2 separate regions of the Homo sapiens genome follow, and region 1 is linked to region 2. Evidence: chromatin loops called from intact Hi-C (ENCODE). Cell type or tissue: endothelial cell of umbilical vein. All regions are shown on one strand. Links, peaks and the distances in the headings refer to the core of each region. The heading gives the core; the rest is flanking DNA.

Evidence for each region. Peaks named below come from ENCODE experiments on the same cell type or tissue, not always from the same donor. Only the 100,000 strongest peaks of a DNase experiment are listed, where the experiment ranks them.
Region 1: it touches region 2 in a loop (2.6-fold over the local background); 1 of 110 quality-filtered maps calls a loop at or near these places.

The regions. Positions count from the first base shown.
Region 1 is chr11:114,502,139-114,510,885 of GRCh38, forward strand. It overlaps a transcript of NXPE2 not described here. Among named protein-coding and RNA genes, the nearest start is that of NXPE1, 53 kb to the right of the region's middle. In endothelial cell of umbilical vein, for the core only: no CTCF peak of the experiment used is centred there; no DNase peak of the experiment used is centred there.
Region 2 is chr11:114,336,045-114,344,791 of GRCh38, forward strand. No RefSeq gene overlaps it. Among named protein-coding and RNA genes, the nearest start is that of NNMT, 44 kb to the left of the region's middle. In endothelial cell of umbilical vein, for the core only: a CTCF peak has its summit at 4,354 (motif pointing right); a DNase peak (open chromatin) is centred at 4,497; H3K4me3 peaks cover 372 bases; H3K27ac peaks cover 414 bases.

The DNA of each region.
Region 1 (8,747 bases), core at 4,062-6,561, 170 kb after region 2:
CATACTTGACACATACAAGAAATATGTGACCATTTTATATCTCTTGGGTGTTCTGTACTGTGCCTAGGTGTAGATTTACTTCTCTTTATGCTGCCTGGGACTCATTGGGAGTCTTAATCTAAGTATTCACATATTTCTTCTAGAAAATTCTTAATTATCTTTTCAAATTCTTCACTCCCCCCACAAAAGGCTCATTCTAGACTTTCTCATTATATACTTCATGTCTCTAGCCTTATTTTTATATTTCCATCCTCTTTGCACTATATTCTGAGTAATTTATTCAGGTCTATCTTCAGTTTCACTGTTTCTGTCTTCATCTTTGTCTAATGTGCTGTTTGACCCATCCACAGAATTTATAAGATTAGGGACTTTCTAAGATTATGAGACTTTATAATATTACTGTTATTTGCTATTTTAATGACTATATTTTTCATATCTGGAAGTATACTTTTGCCAACCTGTGTGATGTTTTTTCTAGTTTCTTCTTTCACATATATTTGATTCTATTTTGTAATTTTAAATGCTTATAGTTTTCCATGATGACTCTCATATGAATTCCTTGGAGATCTAATTCCATGAAATCCTTCTATTTTTGCTTATGGCAGATGGTTTTCTTGTGTAATTCTAGATTGTGATCTTATGATTGGTAGGACATTACCTATGAAAAACCTGTGTGGTTTGGCTTTTGTGTGAGAATTCAGAAAGAGTTTGATTTGTTTCTTTTAAGTTTCCCTGGGAGAATTATTATCCCCAGCTTGCTTACTTATTTATTTACTCTTTTAGCCACTGGGAGTGGCTAGGAGTGGAAAAGCAGTGAATACTGAGTCACAGTGGAGAAATGTGTCTTCAAGTCTCCCAGATAAAGTGGTCTTGGCACCTATGATTGGGCCTGAAAGATCACACATAGGATTTTGGCTAGGAGCTGCACTCCTCAGAGGTTAGATACCTTTTTTTTTTTTCATAAGAAATTGAGCAGGCCAAGAAAAAAGCTTCAGATGCTGCTATTTGGGGGTGTAAGTCCTGATGAATAGACCTGTTTGCCACCTTATCACTGCACAGTGAGATTGCCCTATTAATCAGTCCCATCCATATACATAGAGCATCCAGGTGGCTTTTTAAGTGAATATCATAATGGTATGAGGAGATGGCTAAGGATTTCAGGTATTTGATAAACATTTCCTGTGTGAAAGAGAAACCGAATAGTCACACAGATAAAAGGAACCTAGAAGAGACGGAGACAATTTCAAGAATAAAATAAAACTTTAAATAAAATGCGTATTAGTAATAAAATGAATATATTCATAGAAATCAGGGAAAATGTTGTATCCAGGAAACAACTGAATTCTGTGAAAAAGAACATTCAGAGAACAAGTAGGATCTTTTTAAGATGAAAAAAGTTGATGACTAAAAAAAAACCATGAATAGAAGTGCCAAAAGATATGTCAAGATAATTTTGCAGAAAATATAGCAAAAATATAAAGAGGTATAAAGTTTAAAAATTAAGAAGCTTAGAAGATAAATCCAAGAGATACGATATTGAAGTATCAGGAATTACGGAAGAAGAGAATAGAGAAATTGGCAGGGAGGCCGTTATCAAGGAAATAATAATACAATATCTCTGAAATTAAGAACACTGCTCTCTAGTTTGAAAAGGTCCATAGTGTATCCAATACAATAAATGAAAAAGTCCCTACTGTCAGACCTGATCTCTGCAGGGTAGTCTTGCACATCAGACAGGGCTGGTCTAACCTGAGCACTCTTTGGTCTACTGGCCTCTCCCATGGCCCCAGCCTGGCCTTGCCTGCTTACAGGGCAGTCTTGGGGGGCTCTGGAGGCCCACACCATAGCTTCTGTGCCTGTGGACTGTGCCTGACCAGTGGAAAGCTCCAGAGAGGTGGCCTCTATGGCCACACATCAGCCTGCAAGTTTCCCCCCTATACTGCAGCTTCCCCTGAGCCCACGGCAACTGCCCACATCACTTCATTGATGTGTGTCTGCAGGGGTGGGTTTTGCTTCATTTGCCCTGCCAGTAGCAGTGCAGTATGCAACCCCCCAACCCCCAGTGATGGCTGTTGCAGACAAATCTTTGGCCAGCACAGAGCCAGGAAGCCCCACCTAGCCAGAGCCCCACCCTTGCACAAATCCTGTACTGAAAACAGGGGATCCTCCTATACCCTGAGTGATCACTCCTGCTTATGGGGCACAGAGAAGGCATCCAGACCTGTGCCACCCCAAGCCAATGCCACCTCCAGTGCAACAGCACACACAGTCTCCAGCAGGGCCCCCCCACACCCTCACCAACTGCCTTGCCTCTATCGCTGTGGTGAACGCCCACCAGGGAAGCAGGTACCCCCACATTCTCTAGCACTATGCTGTTGCTGCCACACCCTGGCACCCCCAGCACAGTGGACTCCAAACCTTGAGGAGCTAGAGAACAAAGTCAGGCCCAGTACAAGTCCCCTACATTAGAACATGCACTCCAGGAGTTGGGAGCTGAGTGTTGGCCCCCTAAAATCTCCCAGAAATGAAGCCAGCTGGCTTAATATGCTTTATATCACAATCAGACCCTCAAAATCATCAAATAGGACAAAGGAAAAAAATTCAAAGATTGAAGGTAGATAAGCCCACAAAGATGAGAAATAATCAGCGCAAGGAATGCTGAAAACTCAACAAGCTCGAGTGCCTTCTTTCCTCCAAAGGATAGCATCATCTCTCTAGCAAGAGTTTGAAACCCAGCTGAGGCTGAGATGGCTGAAATGACAGAAGTAGAATTTAGTATATGGACAGGTATGAAGTTCAATGAACTACAGGAGTATGTTGTAACCCAATACAAGGAAGCTAAAAATTATGATAAAGCATTGCAGGAACTGACACACAAAATAGCCAGTATACAGAAGAATGTAGCTGTCCTGATAGAACTGAAAAACACACTATAAGAATTTCATAATGCAAGTATTAATAGCAGAATAGACCAAGCAGAGGAAACACTCAGAGCTTGAAGACTGGCTTTCTGAAATAAGACAGGCAGACAAGAATAGAGAGAAAAAAAAAGGAATGAACAAAACCTCTGATAAATGTGGGATTATGTAAAGAGACTGAATCTACAACTGATTGGTGTACCTGAAAGAAATGGGGAGAATGGAACCCACTTGGAAAACGTATTTCAGGATATCAGCCATGAGAACTTCCCCAACCTAGCTAGAGAGGCCAACATTCAAATTCGGGAAATGCAGAGAACCCCAGTAAAATACTTCACAAAAAGATTATCCCCAAGACATATGATCATCAGATTCTCCAAGGTCAAAATGACAGAAAAAATGTTAAAGGCAGCCAGAGAGAAAGGCCAGGTCATATACAAAGGGAAGCCCATCAGATGAACAGCAGACCTCTCAGCTGAAACCCTACAAGCCAGAGGAGATTGAGGGTCAATATTCAAAATTTCTTAAAGAAAAGAAATTCCAACCTAGAATTTCATATCTAGCCAAACTAAGCTTCATAAGTAAAGGAGAAATGAGATCCTTTTCAGACAAGCAAATGCTGAGGGAATTTCTTACCACCAGATCTGCCTTACAAGAGCTCCTGAAGGAAGCAATATGGAAAGGAAAGACTGTTACCAGCCACTAAAAAACACACTGAAGTACACAGAGCAGTGACACTATAAAGCTACCATATAAACAAGTCTGTGAAATAACCAGCCAACATCATGATGACAGAATTACATCCCCATATACCAATAATAACCTTGAATGTAAATGGGCTAAATGCCCCATTTAAAAGACACAAAATGGCAAGCTGGGTAAAGAACAAAGATTTATTGGTATGCTGTCTTCAAGAGATCCATCTCACATGCAATGACACACATAGGCTCAAAATAAAGAAATGGAGAAAAATCTACCAAGCAAATGGAAAACAGAAAAAAAGCAGGGGTTGCAGTCCTAGTTTCTAACAAAACAGACTTTAAACCAAGAAATATTAAAAAAAAAAAAAAAAAAGAAGTTAAAAAGTTCAAATGGTAAAGAGTTCAATTCAACAAGAAGATCTAGCCAACTTAAATACATATACACCCAACACAGGAGCACCCAGATTCATAAAGCAAGTTTTTAGAGACCTTCAAAGAGACTTAGACTCTCATGCAATAACTGTCAGAGACTTTAATGCCCCACTGACAGTATTAGACAGATCATTAAGACAGAAAATTAACAAAGGTATTCAGGAACTGAACTCAGCACTGGATCAAATAGACCTGATAGATATTTATGTAACTCTCCACCCAGAAACAACAGAATATATATTATTTTCATTGCCACATGGCACATACTTTTAAATCGATCACATAATTGGAAGTAAAACACTCCTCAGCAAATGCAAAAGAACTGAAATCATGAAAGACAGACTCTTGGACCACATCACAATCAAATTAGAAATCAAGACTAAGAAATTCACCCACAACTATACAATTACATGGAAATTGAATAACCTGCTACTGAATGGCTTTTGGGTAAATAATGAAATTAAGGCAGAAATCAAGAAGTTCTTTGAAACTAATGAGGACAAAGATATCACATACCAGAATCTCTGGGACACAGCTAAGGCAGTGTCAAGAGGGAAATTAATAACACTAAACACCCATATCAAAAAGTTAGATAGGTCTCAAATTAACAACCTAACATCACAACTAAAAGAATTAGAGAACCAGAAGCAAACAAATCCCAAAGCTAGCAGAAGGCAAGAAATAACCAAAATCAGAGCTGAACTGAAGGAGATTGAGACACAAAAAAACCCTGCAAAAGATCAACAAATCCAGGAGCTGGTTTTTTGAAAAAATTAATAAAATAGACCACTAGCTAGACTAAGAAAAAAGAAAAGATTCAAATAAACACAATCAGAAATGACAAGGGGAATATTACCACTGACCCATAAGAAATACAAACGATGACCACAGAATATTATAAACACCTCTATGTACATAAACTAGAAAATCTAAAAGAAATGGATAAATTCCTGGACACATACACACTCCCAAGACTGAACCAGGAAAAAATTGAATCCCTGAACAGACCAGTAACAAGCTCTGAAATTGAGGCAGTGATAATAGCCTGCCAACCAACCAAAAAAAAAAAAAAAAAAGCAGCTCAGGAGCAGACAGATTCATCGGTGAATTCTACCAGATGTACAAACAAGAGCTGGTACCATTCCTACTGAAACTACTCCAACAAATTGAGGAGGAGGGACTCCTCCCTCATTCTATGAGGCCAGCTTCATACTGATACCAAAACCTGGTAGAGAGACAACAACAATAAAAAAATAAGACTTCAGGCTGATATTCTTGATGAACATCGATGCAAAAATCTTGAACAAAATACTTGCAAATCAAATACAGCAGCACATCAAAAAGCTTATCCACCATGATTAAGTAGGCTTTATCCCTGGGATGCAAGGTTAGTTCAACATACACAAATCAATAAATGTGATTGATTCATCACATAAAAGAGATAAAGACAAAAACCACATGATTATCTCAATAAATATGGAAAAGGCTTTTTGTAAAATTCAACATCCATTCATGTTAAAAACTCTCAGCAAACTAGATATTGAAGGAACATACCTCAAAATAAGAGCCATATATGACAAACCCATAGCCAACATCATACTGAATGGGCAAAAGCTGGAAGCATTCCCCTTGAAAACCAACACAAGACAAGGATGCCCTCTCTCGCCACTCCTATTCAACATAGTATTGGAAGTCCTGGCCAGGGCAATCAGGCAAGAGAAATAAATAAAGGCATCCAAATAGAAAGGGAGGAAGTCATACTATCCCTGTTTGCAGACAATATGATGCTATATCTAGAAAACCCCATAGCCTCAGCCCAAAAGCTTCTTAAGCTGTTAAAAGAACTTCAGCAAAGTCTCAGGTTACAAAATCAATGTGCAAAAAATCACTAGCATTCCTACACAGCAACAACAGTCAAGCCAAGAGCCAAAACAGGTACAAACTCCTATTCACAACTGCCACAAAAAGAATAAAATACCTACGAATACACCTAACTAGGGAGGTGAAAGATCTCTATAAGGAGAACTACAAAACACTGCTCAAAGAAATCAGAGCTGACACAAACAAATGGGAAAACATTTCATGCTCATGTATAGGAAGAGTCAATATTGTTAAATGGCCATACTGCCCAAAGCAATTTATAGATTCAATACTATTCCTATTCAACTACCATTGAGATTCTTCACAGAACTAGAAAAAACTATTTTAAAATTTGTATGAAACCAAAAGTGAGCCTGAATAGCCAAGGCAATCCTAAGCAAAAAGAACAAACTGGAGGCATCATGCTACCTGACTGCAAACTATACTACAGGGCTACAGTAACCAAAACAGCAAGGTATTGGTATAAGAACATACACAGAGACCAATGCCACAGAATAGAGAACTCAGAAATAAGACCGCATACCTACAACCATCTGATCTTTGACAAGTCTGACAGAAACAAGTAATGGAGAAAGGATTCCCTATTCAATAAATGGTGCTGGGGTAGCTGGCTAGCCATATGCAGAAGATTGAAACTGGACTCCTTCCTTACACCTTATACGAAAATTGTCTCAAGATGGATTAAAAACCATCTTTAAATGTAAAACCCCAAACTATAAAAACATTAGAAGAAAGTCTAGGCAATACCATTCACAACATAGGCACAGGCAAAGATTTCATGATGAAGATTCCAAAAGCAATTGCAACAAAAGCAAAATTGACAAATGGGATCTAACTAAACTAAATAGCACAGCAAAAAACAAAAACAGAAACAAACCCTATCAACACAGTAAGCAGACAACCTACAGAATGAGAGAAAATTTTTGCAAACGATGCGTCTGACAAAGGTTTAATATCCAGCATTTATAAGGAACTTAAACAAATTACAAGAAAAAATCAACCCCATTAAAAAGTGAGCAAAGGACATGAAGAGACACTTTTCAAAAGAAGACACACATGTGGCCAACAAACATGAAAACAAAGCTCAACATCACTACTTATTAGAGAAATGCAAATCAAAACCACAATGAGATACCATCTCACCCCAGTCAGAATGGCTATTACAAAAAGTCAAAACAAACAAACAAATAAAAAACAACAACAGATGCCAGCAAGATTGTGGAGAAAAAGGAATGCTTTTACACTGTTAGTGGGAGTGTAAATTAGTTCAGCCATTGTGGAAGACAGTGTGACAATTCCTTAAAGACCTAAACATAGAAATACCAATCGACCCAGCAGTGCCATTACTGGGTGTATACCCAAAGGAATATAAATCATTCTGTTATAAAGACACATGCATGCATATGCTCGTTGTGACACTACTCACAATAGCAAAGACATGGAATCAACCCAAATGCCCATCAGTGATAGACTGGCTAAATAAAATGTGGTACATATACACCAGGGAATACTGTGCAGCCATAAAAAAAATGAGATCATGTCTTTTGCAGGGACTTGGATAGAGCTGGAGGCCATTATCCTTAGCAAACTAACACAGAAACAGAAAACCAGATACCACATGTTCTCACTTATAAGTGGAAGCTAAATGACGAAGACACATGGACACATAGAGGGGGACAACACACACAGGGGCCTGTTGGAGGGTGGAGGGTGGGAGGAGGGAAAGAGGATGAGTAAAAATAACTATTGGGTACTAGGTTTAATACCTGGATGATTAAATAATCTGTACAACAAACTCCCATGACACAAGCTTACCTATGTAACAAACCTGCACATGTACCCCGAACTTAAAATGAAAGTTAAAAAAGAGTAAGAGTCCCTAATCCTACCTACCCAAAGTCATGTTATAACACCATTATAAAGGGATGATTTTAAGAAGAAAGAAGAGAGAAAAACAGATAACATAGCATGTATTATGAATTATAATGGCACTGAACTCTGTAGTTACAAAAAACCAGCAAGTAATAGACTTTAAAGTTCTGGTGGAAAATTATTATAAATCTAAAATTCTAAACCCATCCAAATAATCCAACAAATGTAAAGATAGAATGAATACATTTTTAGATATGCAAGAAGTAAAAATAAAATTTTCTTTTCCATTTTATGTATTTATTTGAGACAGGGTCTTGCTCTGTCACCTAGGCTGGAGTGCAGTGGTGTGATCATAGTCATAGCTCACTGCAGCCTCGAACTCCTAGGCTTATGTGATCCTCCCACTTTAGCTTCCCAAGTAGCTGGGACTACAGGTGCACACCACCATGCCCAGCTAATTTTTAATTTTTTTTCATAGAGATGGGTCTCCCTTTGTTGCCCAAGCTGGTCTCAAAGTGATTCTCCTGCCTTAGGCTCCCAAATGCTAGGATTACAGGTGTAAGCCACCACACCCAGCCTTTCTTCCCTTTCTTAGAAAGTTTTTAGAAGATATGCTTGGGCCAAGTGGGCAGTGAAAACAATAGATGTTTCCTAGGGTAGTGGTGAAGGAGTCCCATGTTGATAGCTGATCCATGGTTAGAAAGCAATCATTGCCAACAGGAATACATGAATAAAGGATTCTGGGAAAGATTTCTGCAGGCATGAAGAGAGACTTGGCACATTGTCTGATAGTGCTGGTATTTTGGAAAATAAAATTTGGAGAAATTTGGCAGATATGATAGAGGATGTCAACAAATTAAAGATAAATACACAGAAAACCAAGCAAATAAAGACAATTATTAATTTTAGTAAAACAAAAAATTTATACATTTTTTGGGCAGAG
Region 2 (8,747 bases), core at 3,291-5,790:
ATAGACCACATTCTAGACCACTTCATATACCTTAACAAATGTAAAAAAAAAGTAGAAATCGTAGTGTCTGCTCTCAGACCACAATGGAATTAAACTAGAAATTTATAATAGAAGGATAGCTGAAAAATCCCCCAATACTTGGAGATACAAATACAACATGTGTCTAAATAATACAAGGGTCAAAGCAGAAATCTCAGGAGAAATTAAAAAGTACTTTGAACTAAATGAAAATAACACAAGTTATCAAAAACTGTGCAGTGCAATAAAAGTAGTGCTAAGGGGGAAATTGATAGCATGGAGTGCATATATTAGAAAATAGGAAAGATTTAAAAGAAATCACCTAAGCTTTCATCTTCGGAAACTGGAAAAACAAGAGCGAACTAAATCTATACTGAACAGAAGAAGAGAAACAATAAAAATTAGAGCAGAAATCAATGAAATTGAAACAGAAAATTAACAGAGAAAAATCAATAAAACCAAAAGCTGGTTCTTTGAAAAGATCAATAAAATTAATAAGCCCATAGCCAGGCTAACTTAGAAAAAAGAGAGAGAGGAAGAACATAAATTAGTAATATCAGAGATGAAAGAGGGGACATCATTACAAAAGTCATGTACATTAAAAGGATAATAAAGGAATACTGTGAACAACTTTATGCTTACAAATTTGATAACCTAGCTAAAATAGACCAATTTCTTGAAAGACGCAATCTGCCAAAACTCACATAAGAAGTAATACACACTGAATAAGGGTATATCTATTCAACTGAAAATGAATCAATAATTAATAGCCTCCTAAAGCAGAAAGCATCAGGTCAAAATGGGTTCGCTGGTGAATTCTACCAAACGTTTAAGGAAAAAAGCACACCGATTTTCTACAACCTCTTTCAAAGATAGAAGCACAAGGAATACTTCCTAACTCATTCTATGAAGTCAACATCACCTTCATACCAAAACCAGGCAAACACATTGGAAGAAAATAAATCCGCAGTTCAATATATCTTGGCTGGGTGCAGTGGCTCACGCCTGTAATCCCAGCACTTTGGGAGGCCGAAGCGGGAGGATCACCTGAGGTCAGGAGTTCGAGACCAGCCTGGCCAATATGGCAAAACCCTGTCTCTACTAAAAATACAAAAATTAGCCGGGTGTGGTGGTGCATGCCTGTGATCCCAGCTACTACTCAGGAGGCTGAGACAGGAGAATCGCTTGAACCTGGGAGGCAGAGATTGCAGTGAGCCAAGATCACGTCACTGTACTCCAGAGAGACTCTGTCTCCAAAAAAAAAAAAAAAAAATCCACAGTTCAGTATCTCTCATGAACATAGATGCAAAAATTCTCAACAAAATGTTAACAAATTGAATCCATCAAAGTATAAAAAGAATTGTGTGCCACACCAAGGGGGATTTATCCCAGGAATGAAAGGCTGTTTCAACATTTGACAACTAATTAAGGCTATCCATCATATCAACAGGCTAAAGAACAAAATACAGATGATTACATCAATAGATGTAGAAAAAACCTTTGACAAAATCTAACACTTGCTCATGATAAAAGAAAAAGAAAAAGAAAAAAAAAACTCCTCAGTAAATGAGAAATAGAGGGGGAACTTCCTCAACTTGATAAAGAATATCTACAAAAAATATACAGATAACGTCATATTTAATGGTGAGAAATTAGAAGCTTTCTCATTAAGATCAGGAACAAGGCAAACACATACTCTCTCACCACAGCTTTTCAACATTATGCTAGAAATCCTAGCTAATGCAATGAGATAAGTAAAGAAAATGTATACTGACTGAGAAGGAAGAAATAAAACTATCTTGTTCACAAAAGACATGATTGTCTAAAAGAAAATCTGAAAGAATCAGGCCAGGTGTGGTAGCTCACGCCTGTAATCCCAGCACTTTGGGAGGCCGAGGCGGGTGGATCACAAGGTCAGGAGTTCAAGGCCAGCCTTACCAACATGGTGAAACCCCATCTCTACTAAAAATACAAAAATTAGCCAGGTGTGGTGGCGTGTGCCTGTAATCCCAGCTACTCAAGAGGCTGAGGCAGGAGAATTGCTTGAACCCAGGAGGCGGAGGTTGCAGTGAGCCGAGATCACACCACTGCACTCCAGCCTGGACGACAGAGCGAGACTCCATCTCAAAATAAAAAAAGAAAGAAAATCTGAAAAATCAAGAAAAAAAGCTCCTGGAACTAATAAACAATTATAACAAGGTTTCAGGATGCAAGGTTAATATACAAAAGTCAATCATTTTTCTGCATAGCAACAATGAACAAGTGGAATTTGATATTAAAAAGAAATTGTCATTTATATTAACAGTGCCTCAAAATAAAATACTTGGGTATAAATCTAACAAAACCTGTACATGGTCTATATAAGGAAGGCCATAAAACTGATGAAAGAAACCAATGAAAAACTAAATAAATAGAGAAATATTCCATGTTCATAGATAGAAAAACTCAGTATTAGTCAAGATATTAGTTCTTCACAACTTGATCTATAGATTCAATGCAATCAAAATCAAAATCCTAGTAAGATATTTTGTGGCTATCAATAATCTGATTCCAATGTTTATATGAAGAGTCAAAAGACAGTCAATAACCACCACAAGATTGAAAGAAAAGAACAAAATTGGAGGACTGACATCAAGACTTATGATATTACTATAACTACCCTAAAGCCACAGTGATAAAGACGGTGTGGTATTGGTGAAAAAACTGGCAGAGGATCAATAGGATAGAATAGAAAGCCCAGAAATAGACCTACATAAACACAATCAACTAATCTTTGAAAAGGGGGCAAAGGCAATACAATGGAGACAAGATAGGCTTTACAATAAGTGGTGCTGGAACAACTGAACATTCACATGCAGAGAAGTGAATCTCGACACAGACTTTCCACCCATCACAAAAATTAATTCAAAATACCCCACAGACCAAAATATCAAACTGTAAAACTAGAAGATAACATAGGAGAAAATCTAGATGCCCTTGGGTTTGTCAATGACTTTTTAGATATAATACCGAAACCACAATACATGAAAAAAAGAACTGATATGCTGGACTTCTTTAAAATTAAAGATTTCTGCTCTGCCAAAGACACTGTCAAGAAAATGAAAAGACAAGCTGCAGACTGAGAGAGAGAGAAGATATTTGTTAAAAACACACCTGACAAAGGACTGGTACCCAAAATATGCAAAGAACTCTTGAAACTCAACAATAAGAAGACAGAGAACCCAATTAAAAAATGGGCCAAAGAACTTAACAAATACCTCCCCAAAGAAGACATGTAATGGCAAATAAACACATAAAAAGATGCCCCACATCATATGTCATCAGAGAGATGCAAATTAAAACAACAATGAGATACCACTACACACCTATCAGAGTGGCCAAAATTCAGAACATTGAAAACACCAAATGCTGGTGAGGCTGTGAAGCGACAGGAACTCTCCTTTATTGCTGGTGGAAATGCAAAATGCTATAGACACTTTGGAAGACAGTAAGACAGTAAAAAGATCCATGCTTGCTAGGGGTTGGGAGGAAGAAGGAATGAACAGGTGGAGCACAGATGATTTTTAGGGCAGTAAAAATACTCTGTATGATTCTATAATGGTGGATACATGTCATTATACATTTGTTTAAACCCATAAAATGTACAATACCAAGCATAAACCCTAAGGTAAGCTTTGGACGCTGAGTGATAATGACTGATGGTGAGTGTCAATGTAGGTCCAGCAATGATAGCAAATGCACCACTCTGGTGGGGGATGTTGATAATGGCGGATGCCTTGCATATGGGGAGCAGAGGGTGTATGGGAAGTCTCAGAAACTTCCACTCAATTTTTCTGTGAACCTAAAACTGTCTAAAAAATAAAATCTACTTACAAAGTAATAACAATAATAACAGTAATTTATTTTGAACATGATATTATATATTTGACCCCTTACTTTTTTCTTTGGATATGTGTGTGTTGGGGGAATGACATCAAAGGCCTTTTAGTTTTTTTAAACTTGGTTTTTTCTTCCCTTCCATGAGGCTGACACAGGAAAATCTGACTTTGTACTCTGGCCATTATCAGAAAACTCTAGCATGGTTAGGGGAAACTGTGGCCTCTCTAAACTAATATGCTTATGTGTTACAGTGCATGTTAATTGGAAATCTGCAACTACCAAAAATGTCACTCAAACTGGCTTGAACGTTAAAGAAAATTTATTGATTTACAAACCTGAAAAGCCTAAAGATATCAGGCTTCAGTCAAGACTTGATTCAGCAACTCAAGGGCAGCAAAGACCCCGGAGGCTTTTCATTTCTCCTCTCTGCGTTACACAACATGTATTTTCTCCAAGTGGCCACAAGATGGCTGCAAGTAGCTTTCAGCGCTGCGATGTCCTTGCTCATATCCAAAGAGACGAGAATGTCCCTCAAGTAGCTTCTAAGGAAGAATGAAGTCGTTTTCTCCAGGATCCTCAAGGAAATGTGCCTTTGTCTTTGAGTAACACTAATTAGGTTCTATGTCCATCCCTGGCCACTCGTGGGGTGGGGTGGCCGTGTCGATAGCCTTAAGTCAGTCAAGCCCCATTCTTGGAACTGGGTGTGAAGTCAGCTTCCCTTCCAGCACAGGGGTTGTGTGAGGGAGGGGTGAACGCCCAGATGGAAATCAGGGTGCTGAGTCAGGAACTGGATGGCATTCGCTCCAGAGCCGCACATTTCCTCAGGAGAGAAGGCTCTTTCCTTTCCTTTCTCTGGTCTTGGAGCGGAAACGGCTTGGCGGCTCAGTTAGCACAGGATGAGACTCCAGGAAAGGACGCAGGGAGTGGGCTCATCTCCAGTCTAACCCCTAGTCTAGCTCACACGTGCCCCCACCCCTACCCCTCACAGTTCACCTGGATAGCAGACCAGGCTTGAGAGCAAGAGCCTATCTAGAAACAGGTGGAGTGCTCTGCTAGAACTCCTTGTCTATGGCTATTTTAGGAACCCCACCGAGTGGCAGCTGCAGGCAGCAGTTGAGCAGGTGGTGGCACAGGAACTGGGGGTTTAGCATGGTGGTCATCTTCTCACCACCAGCACCACTAACTAAGAAAGAGGCACCTGCAGACCGATATGTATACTCACCAGCTTTGTGATGATAACTACATCATTTAATGTTTCTGTTCTTTCTTTTCTTCATCTATAAAGTGGGGATCATGTGATAATAATAACCTCCTTGCCTATTTTGTGTTGAAAAAAGAGGAAATGTTTCTGTTCCCTGTCTCATCTTTTAATCTTGACCTATACAATTGGGAACTTCTACCCCGAGACTTCTGGCTTCCCTTTCTTCTCCCTTGCTAGTTCCTCCCAAAGGAAGAAGGATTTACAGATTGTGTTGGTCAGCCACTTATCACTGATAGAGCCACCCTTGATAGCAGGGTTACATCACAGGAAGCACTGAAGGCCAGCACTAATGCTTGGCATAGCCCCCTGCATCATCTTCCTTTCCCATTGCTGTAGGTAAGCAGACACATACATTTTTGAAATTGGTAAACTCAGCCAAAGATCCTTTCAAGATCTGCTCAGCTCTCTGGCCCCGAGAGTGCCCCTTCCAAATTTAGAAGGATTGGAGAGAGGAGCCTTCACTTTGACATGGGCTCACCACCTCCAGTTCAGCTTTTACCAGGCCTTTGCATTAGAATCTTGGGTTCTTCAACCCAAATATCCATCAATAATAGGCTGGATTAAGAAAATGTGGCACATACATATACACCATGGAATACTATGCAGCCATAAAAAATGATGAGTTCATGTCCTTTGTAGGGACTTGGATGAAGCTGGAAACCATCATTCTCAGCATTGATGACGGGGGGGAGGGATAGCATTAGGAGATATACCTAATGCTAAATGACGAGTTAATGGGTGCAGCATACCAACATGGCACATGTATACATATGTAACAAATCTGCATGTTGTGCACACGTACCCTAAAACTTAAAGTATAATAATAATAAAATTTAAAAAAAGAAAATGTGGCACATATACACCATGGAATACTATGCAGCCATAAAAAAGGATGAGTTCATGTCCTTTGTAGGGACATGGATGAAGCTGGAAACCATCATTCTGAGCAAACTATCACAAGGACAGAAAACCGAACACCGCATGTTCTCACTCATAGGTGGGAATTGAACAATGAGAACACTTGGATACAGGGTGGGGAACATCACACACTGGTGTCTGACATGGGGTGGGGGGAAGGGGGGAGGGATAGCATTAGGAGAAATACCTGATGTAAATGATGAGTTAATGGGCGAAGCACACCAACATGGCACATGTATACATATGTAACAAACCTGCACGTTGTGCACAGGTACCCTAGAACTTAAAGTATAATAATAATAATAATAAAAGAAAGTCATAACAAGAATTAAAAAAACTTGGGTTCTTGTCCTGCCATCTTTTAATAAAGTGAGAAATCCTTCTCAGCTGGCTACTGATCTTTGTATATGGGCTTCTTTGGCAGGAAACTGGGGGAGGACTTAGGAGTGGGGTGGGGAGAAGGTGGAAATACATGCCAAGGCCTATCTCACTCCCCTATACCCTGCTGGGTTGTGGAGGTGAAATTAAGTTGCATAGTTGAAAGTATTTTAGAAGTGAAACTGAGCACAGATGTCAGGCAGCACTAGCCTCAAGGTGGATGGCGTAAGGAGTGATGCCCTCTCCTAGGAAATGGCTGGTGCAGATGTCAGTTCTATAAGGAATATTCCCACTTCAGTTACTGGAACTTTGATTATTAGCCGGGAGATTTTTCTCCTCCCAGATGTGGCTTGAATAAAAGTGTGTCCTCACATAAGACATTGAGTGGGCACCACTCAGAAGCTGACTGATGTTATTGAGTAAAAGGGAGGGTGCCCAGTGCACTAGAAGCCAATACTGTGACACCAGGTTTTGGAGAAAAGAAAAGATTTATGTTGAAAGTGGACTCTCAAGGAGACAGGAGTCAAGTTCAAATCTGTTTCCCTGCACTGGCTTCCAAGCAGTATTTTTATTAGAAAAGGTTCAGGGGTTAGATTCTGAGACTATATAGGTAACTGGTGAAAGGAAACAGGAGGTCTGGGAAGGCCCTGCGCATGTCCAGTTGTTTCTTCCTGCTATCTCATGGGTCACATGTGTGAATTTGGGGGGAGTTAGTATGAAACATGTGGAAATTCGGGCTGGGACGCCAGCAAGCTTGTTCTGTGCAAACTCCAGTCAGCCATCTTAGTTTCCACCGATTCTAGCCAGGTTTTTCTTGATGTCAGCGTCAGAGTCTCAGCAAGTTGTTTCTTTTCTTACCTGCTGTCCTGCAAACAAGAATTTTTGTTAGTCGTTGGTTTCTTTAACTCTTTGGGACACAATTCCAATGTGCCCTACTTGGAGGAACAGTTAGTAGCAGATCCTCTCTTCTTCCTCCTCTATGAGAAAAAGTAACTTTTTGTTAAGTCCACTTCCTTTCAATGTGCTTCGAATTTCAGTGTCTCCTGGGATACGTTGTCCTAACTCTGTCTTTTCATTTTAGCTACACTCACTCTTTTTCTTTCTACTTCCTTTTACTATCCACCCTCTTCTTCCTTAGCTCCAGAATGATTTTCAAACCAATGGTGGTACTAAGTCGCTCTCTCTATTGTCACTAATGATGTCATAATCATCTCATTCACATTCAAAGTTCTGTTTTAGTTCTCATCCTCCTTGATGTCCCTGTCATTGTTGTTCGCCATTTTTAAAAAATTATTTAATATCATCATTGTTTATTTTTAAAAGAACATCTGCAATTGCACTATAATGCCACTACACAGATATCTTTTTGACCTTGTCTAGTCTCTTGACATACTTACTTTTTTTTTTTACAAAGTTGGAAACAATGTACATATTGTTTCTTGCTTTGTTCTTTCATGTAATATTATTTCTAGACACATCATACAAGGGTAAAGCTGAAGGAAGCCTACAGATCTCATATGCCCTCTATATTTTACAGGTGAGAAAACTAAGATTTGTTGGAAATGCTCAGTGGAAAGCACCAGTGGCCAGGACCAGCAATTCCCAAATCCCAGTCAGCCCTCTACCTTGGCTATAGAACCCACAGGAGGGTTTCCCCAGTTTGGAGAGAGCACTTGGGGTGTTTATTTAAAATGTAATTTCCTGAACCTACCACATCACTGAATCAGGATCTTCAATAATGGGGCATACACATTTGTAGTTTTTAAAAAGATACCTAGGTGACTCTTCAGCATATTACGATTTGAGGCCAGGTGCAATGATTCATGACTGTAATCCCAATGCTTTGGAAGGGCAAGGTGGGAGGATTTCTTGAACCCAGGAGTTTGAGGTTACAGTGAGGTGTTACAGTGCCACTGCACTCTACCCTAGGCAACAGAGGGAGAACTTGTCTCAAAAAAATAAAAATACACATATACACATGTACCCCTGAACCTAAAATAAAAGTTAAAATAAATAAATAAAAATAAATAAAATTCAAGAACCACCGTTTGAAGAGTTTAAGTCACAGAAGACACAGAGGCAAATGTTCAGCACTATAAACCAGGACTTCTGAGCTGAGCTAGACTACCACAGACTTTGCCAAAACTAGAGGCAACGTAAACAGCCAGTTCCTTGTCTAAGCAGAAGAAGTCACCTTCAGGCCTGTCTTACCACAACCAAACCAGTAGAAACCGACGCACTTGTTCATATGAACTATAAGTAGCTTGTTCATGTTACTATAAGTAACTCATAC